Linked DNA regions of Homo sapiens: region 2 is linked to region 1. Evidence: read pairs that join two places in POLR2A ChIA-PET (ENCODE). Cell type or tissue: K562. All regions are shown on one strand. Links, peaks and the distances in the headings refer to the core of each region. The heading gives the core; the rest is flanking DNA. Region 1 overlaps SLC9A3 (solute carrier family 9 member A3). Region 2 holds the start of LOC124900929 (a long non-coding RNA gene).

Evidence for each region. Peaks named below come from ENCODE experiments on the same cell type or tissue, not always from the same donor. Only the 100,000 strongest peaks of a DNase experiment are listed, where the experiment ranks them.
Region 2: POLR2A ChIA-PET joins it to region 1 with 10 read pairs; 1 of 35 experiments calls an interaction of 5 or more read pairs at or near these places.

Annotation. Positions count from the first base shown.
Region 1 is chr5:491,763-494,659 of GRCh38, forward strand. It overlaps SLC9A3 (solute carrier family 9 member A3), which reads right to left. Exons shown (of 17, transcript NM_004174.4): 2 at 7-309. Among named protein-coding and RNA genes, the nearest start is that of SLC9A3-AS1, 20 kb to the left of the region's middle. In K562, for the core only: no CTCF peak of the experiment used is centred there; a DNase peak (open chromatin) is centred at 1,610; H3K27me3 peaks cover 1,939 bases.
Region 2 is chr5:194,605-197,450 of GRCh38, forward strand. LRRC14B (leucine rich repeat containing 14B) reads left to right here. Exons shown (of 2, transcript NM_001080478.3): 2 at 104-1,730. The coding sequence ends at 749. CCDC127 (coiled-coil domain containing 127) reads right to left here. Exons shown (of 3, transcript NM_145265.3): 3 at 2,264-2,846. LOC124900929 (a long non-coding RNA gene) reads right to left here and starts at 123. Exons shown (of 2, transcript XR_007058670.1): 1 at 1-123. In K562, for the core only: a CTCF peak has its summit at 1,267 (motif pointing right); a DNase peak (open chromatin) is centred at 1,277; H3K27me3 peaks cover 687 bases.

The DNA of each region.
Region 1 (2,897 bases), core at 107-2,606:
ACTCACCCATGAGCCCACTGAGGAAGACGCCGTAGAGGGACAGCCCGGTGGTGGCCGCGTTCCACACGGTACCCACGACGGCGTACAACAGGATGGTCCCCAGGTTGCCGAAGAAGAGGCGGTTGGGCATGAAGTAGCCGGCGTCCAGCACGATGGGGGGCAGCAGGTAGAAGAAGAAGACGGTGGGCGTCAGTGTGAAGGACGCGATGTGGTCGGCCGCCCAGACGATGCCGCCCAGCACCAGGCCCAGCACGATGAGCAGGGCGCTCTCGGGAACCACGCTGGTGACCTTGTGGGACAGGTGGAACCCTGTGGGGGAAGGGAGGGAGGTCAGGGCCGGGCTGTGAGGGAGGGGAGGGAGGTCAGGGCCGGGCTGTGAGGGAGGGGAGGGAGGTGTGGGGACTCGTGGGGGAGGGGAGGGATGTCGGGGCAGGGCCTGTTGGGGAGGGAGGTCAGCGGGGACTCGTGGAGGAAGGGAGGAAGGTGTGGGGACTCACAGGGGAGGGGAGGGAGGTCGGGGTGGGACCCGTGCGGCAGAGGAGGGAGGTCAGGGTGGGGCCTTGGGAGAGGGCAGGTAGGTGGGGGGAGCCCATGGGGGAGGGGAGGGAGGTAGGGGGGAACCCACAGGGGAGGGGAGGGAGGTCGGGGTGGGACCTGCGGGGGAGGGGAGGGAGGTCAGGGCAGAGCCCTCGGGGGAGGGGAGGGAGGTCCAGGTGATCAGGTCCCACAGGGCTCAGAGCTGCAGGCATCTAAGACCTCCCCCGACTTTTCAGGGAGCCCAAGAGGGCTGGGAACGAGGAGAGTGCAGGGGCAGCTGCTGGAGCCCCCAGAAGGGAGTCAGTTGGAGGAGGGAGCCGGTGCTATGGGGTGGAGGCCCGTGCTGGATGGACGGTGGTCGGGGGGGGGCCTCTGACCTGCCGCCCCACCGCCCGGCTGGTTCTGGTCCCCCGGACCCCCAACTCGCTCTGTGCCTTTTGCCTTGGTGACCAAGGTCTGAGCTCACCCTGTCCCTGACGTTGTGGCCAGAGCCTGCTCCCACTTGAGGCTGGCTGTGTTTCAGACCCCTCCGGAGGGGCCCCATGGAGGCTGTGGCCCCCTCTCCTCGTGCCCCTCTCCTGGGATCACGGCCCCTGGGTGGGGTGTTCTAGGAAGAGTCTCTGGGTCCCGCCACTCCACTCCGCACGGGTGAGCTTAAGGGTGGACAGCAGGTCCTGGGGACCCCCCGTGGAGCTTCACCCCGTCCCCCAGCACCATCGCCCCTGCCAGGACCTCAGAGGCTCTGCCCGGCCCTGTGGGTGGGGGTGCAGGCACCAACCTATCTGGGCCATGTCTCCTGTGTTTTAGTTGGACTCAGAAAAAAAAAAAAAGGTGATGAGAATTCCTGCGCTCGGCCTGATTTCAAAATAGCGGGAAGCCTGACAAATGAGGTGCGTCCTCCGGCTTCGGTGATGTAAGGGATAATGAGCTTCTTCATTCCCTCAGCTGCTGGTTATTAAGTCTTCTTTGAAATTCAAAGGAAAGTTGTCTCCTGAGATGGCCAAGACCCCATTTAAGCACAGAGCAGCGGGAGCGGGGAGGCTCCCTCCACACCACCCGCCCCCGAAGAATGTGTCAGCACAGCTGGAGGGGCGGTGGAGGCAGTGGCCACGTCCCACCCTTCCCGACTGCGTGGCCCTGACGAGCTCGGCCCTCCCTGCCTGTTTTCTCCCTTGTAATTACGGAGCTCTTGCAGGGCCGGGTGCTGGCCCAGAGGAGGGAGGTGCTGTTCTGGATTTGCCGTTCCTTCCCCGAGGATGGTCTTACACCAAATACCACGGGTGGCATGGGCCCCTCTAGGGAGGGTGGCAGGCACAAGCTCCGCACCTGCCCGGCCACCAGCACTGCACTGCGGTCTCCCGACCCTGTCCCCAGGACAGCGGCTCTGCCTGCTGCTCCAGATTCCAAAACACCAGCCCCGGGAGGGATCGGGGTTCAGAGGCTCCTGCTTTCAGGATGGGAGGTCCTGCTGTGGGCCCCGTCCCCACCATGTGCCCCACAGGCTCTCTGAGCCCCCCGACGGCTCCCCCACTCCGGGCTGCACATCCTGCACAGATCTGAGCTCCACACCTGTCAGGCAGGGCAGCGGGGGTTGGCCCGGGGAGGCTGGAACCACGCGACAGTGATAACCAAACCAGGGGAGGGCATGGCCTGCAATGAGGGAGGGCCTGGCCTGGAATGAGGGAGGGAGGCTGTCCCTGGGGAACACGGAGGGTGAGCTCCCTGGAGTCCTCGGGGCCCCGCTCAGAGCTGGCCTGCAGGGTCCCGTCTGCTCCAGCTTTCAGCAGGAGAGCATCCGTAGGGTTGACCTTGCTCTCTCCCCACAGCTCTCCCTTCTCTAGAAGGTGCTCCCCAGCTGGGAGTGGCTGTGATGCACGTGAGAAGTCCTGGGACCCTAACGCGTGCCCCGACAGCCCCGTCCTCAGCAGCGCCCTCCCCAGATCTGGGCTCACGGGGCTGGCAGCCCAGCAGGAAAACAGGGGCCCCTCTTCTCTGGGCTCCACGGCCTGGTCCCTGTGGTGGCCAGGGACAGACCTGGCCTCGCAGAGCTTTGGGAAGAGACATGGGTGGCCTTCCGGGCCTGCGAGGGGAAGGCTGTGGCCTCTGCTCAGGGCAGCCTGGGACCCCCTCCACAGCCGGGACTCAGCAGGTTCTAGGCTGGCATGGGAGTCTGCACACTAAGGGCTCCGAGGCCTTTGGGAGTCCTGCTGGGGGTCCCTATGGTGCAGGAAGGCCTGGGGCAGGTGTTCCCACCTCTGCAGCCTCCTGATTTTTTTAATAATGTCCAGAGAGAAGTGGAGTTTACCACTTCCTTCCTTTCTTCCTGAGGGCTGTAAATCCCCGCCTTGGTGTCCCAAGCT
Region 2 (2,846 bases), core at 1-2,500, 300 kb before region 1:
GTTGACCCCATGATGGACAAATGGGTTGTTCCCATTCGCCTGAGCCCTCGGCTCCTTCCTGGGACCCTCCTCTCACCTGTGCTCTTTCCCCCGTGTCCTGCAGCCCCCTACAGACCCCGCTGCGAGTACTGGACCTGGCCAACTGTGCCCTGAACCACACGGACATGGCCTTCTTGGCAGACTGTGCCCACGCTGCCCACCTGGAGGTGCTGGACCTCAGTGGACACAACCTGGTCAGCCTGTACCCCTCGACCTTCTTCAGGCTGCTCAGCCAGGCTTCCCGGACGCTGAGGATCCTGACACTGGAGGAGTGTGGCATCGTAGACAGCCACGTTGGCATGCTGATCCTGGGCCTGAGCCCCTGCCACCGGCTGCGCCAGCTCAAGTTCCTCGGGAACCCGCTGTCGGCCCGCGCCCTCCGGCGCCTCTTCACCGCACTCTGTGAGCTCCCCGAGCTGCGCTGCATTGAGTTCCCGGTGCCCAAGGACTGCTACCCCGAGGGTGCCGCCTACCCACAGGACGAGCTGGCCATGTCCAAGTTCAACCAGCAGAAATACGACGAGATCGCCGAGGAGCTGCGTGCCGTGCTGCTGCGGGCTGACCGAGAGGACATCCAAGTCTCCACACCTCTCTTTGGAAGTTTTGACCCAGACATTCAAGAAACAAGCAATGAGCTTGGTGCTTTCTTGCTGCAAGCTTTCAAAACTGCTCTAGAAAACTTCTCCAGAGCACTCAAACAAATAGAGTAGTTCCTCCACTCGCACCAGTGACAGGTCTTGCATTTCAGCCTGCAGGTGCCCCGGGCTTTAGTCCTGGATCTGAGGCTTGGGCCCGGCATTCATCCCCACCACCACCACCACCAAAAGCAGTTCTTAGTGAAAATTGTAGGCGAGCCTGTTAAGCGTTGTAGAAGAGGAAGCCTTCCAGGAGAGGTGCCATGCGGTGCCCTTTAGTGGCAGCACGGCAAGGTTCTGGAGGCGGGGGAAGCCACCAAGAGACAGTGACAGGGTCAGCGGGGGCAGACGCCACATGGCAAAGAGCAGAGAAGCCCGGGAGGTGTGAGGAGTGGCCGACCTGGCCTCAGCGCATCTGGGCACTGGGCGCAAGATGAAGCTTCAGGGGGCAGATGTGACTGGGCTCCACAGCAGGGAGGGGGAGGGGAAGAGAGAACACATCACAGAAACTGCACAAAATAAGCAGCCCATGAAAAACAACCGAGAAAAAGAGGCGAAAAATGAACAGCAAACCGGACCCTGCTTCCTCCAGCAGGAGGCTCCCACCCACTGCTGGTCACAACCCGCTGTCTGGACCTGCCGCTTACGGGATGAGGTGGGCCTGCAGGGAACGCGGGGCTTCTGGTTGCTGTTAGTGGTGGCTTTTCTTCTCACTTTGTGTAGCCCCCAGAACCGTGAGGGGCATCCGAGTGGGTGAGCACAGGCGTCCGCTGAAGAGCCGCCTGGACCAGGGCGGTCAGCGCTGCGGGGAGGCCTTTGCCCGACCGCGCCACTGTTTCTCACCAACATTCACTGTGTCCTGCGGGGCTTGAGGCTTAGACTGACGGGAGCTATTCCGGGTGTTTAATTGAAGGTCTAGCACTTGACCAGCCCCTGGAGGAGCTGACAACCACCTAAGACACATTTGGACTTGGTGTCCACCAAGAGTGACTTTGTGCAAAGAAATGGCTGAGCACTAGAATAACTAAATGCAAATAAAATGCGTCTTTCAGTGCAGTTCAGACAGGTCAGTGCTTGGTGTGGTTAAGTCGTTCTCAGACCCAAAACCAGGGATCTGAGTCACTGTGTGTCCATGGCTCCGCTCAAAAGTCACACCTCATGACAGCGCCCACCACGGGTGTGTCCCCACCCCAGGGGCCCCATGTCATCCCCTCCTCAGGTGTCACCCCCTCCCCGAGTGTGTCCCCAACCCGGGGGCCCCCATGTCACCCCGAGTGTGTCCCCACCCCAGGGGGCCCCGTGTCACCCCCTCCCCAGGTGTGCCCCCACCCCTGCTGCCCTGTGTCACCCCCTCCCGGAGTGTGTCCTCACCCCAATGGCCCCTGTGTCACCCCCCCCCGAGTGTGTCCCCACCCCAGGGGCCCCCATGTCACCCCACTCCAGGTGTGTCCCCACCCCAGGGGCCCCCATGTCACCCCACTCCAGGTGTGTCCCCACCCCCGCTGTGAAGGGGTGGCCTGCCCCTCCACACCTGTGGGTATTTCTAGTTGGGTGGGACGAGAGACTGAGAAAAGAAGTAAGACACAAAGTATAGAGAAACAACAGTGGGCCCAGGGGACCGGCGCTCAGCATACCAAGGACCTGCACTGGCACCGGCCTCTGAGTTCCCTCAGTTTTTATTATTATTTTCATTATTTCAGCAAAAAGGAATGTAGTAGGAGAGCAGGGTGATAATAAGGAGGAGGTCAGCAAAAACGTGTGAGCAAAAGAATCTATGTCGTAATTAAGTTCAAGGGAAGGTACTATGCCTGGACGTGCACGTAGGCCAGATTTATGTTTCTCTCCACCCAAACATCTCAGCAGAGTAAAGAATAACAAGGCAGCATTGCCGCAAACATGTCTCGCCTCCCGCCACAAGGCGGCTTTTCTCCTGTCTCAGAGTTGAACAAATGTACAATCGGGTTTTACACCGCGACATTCAGTTCCCAGCGGCGAGCAGGAGACAGTGGACTTCTCTCTCTCAACTGCAAGAGGCTTTCGTCTTTTACTAACCCATGTCAGCACAGACCCTTTACGGGTGTCGGGCTGGGGGACGGTCAGGTCTTTCTCATTCCACGAGGCCATATTTCAGACTATCACATGGGGAGAAACCGTGGACAATACCCGGCTTTC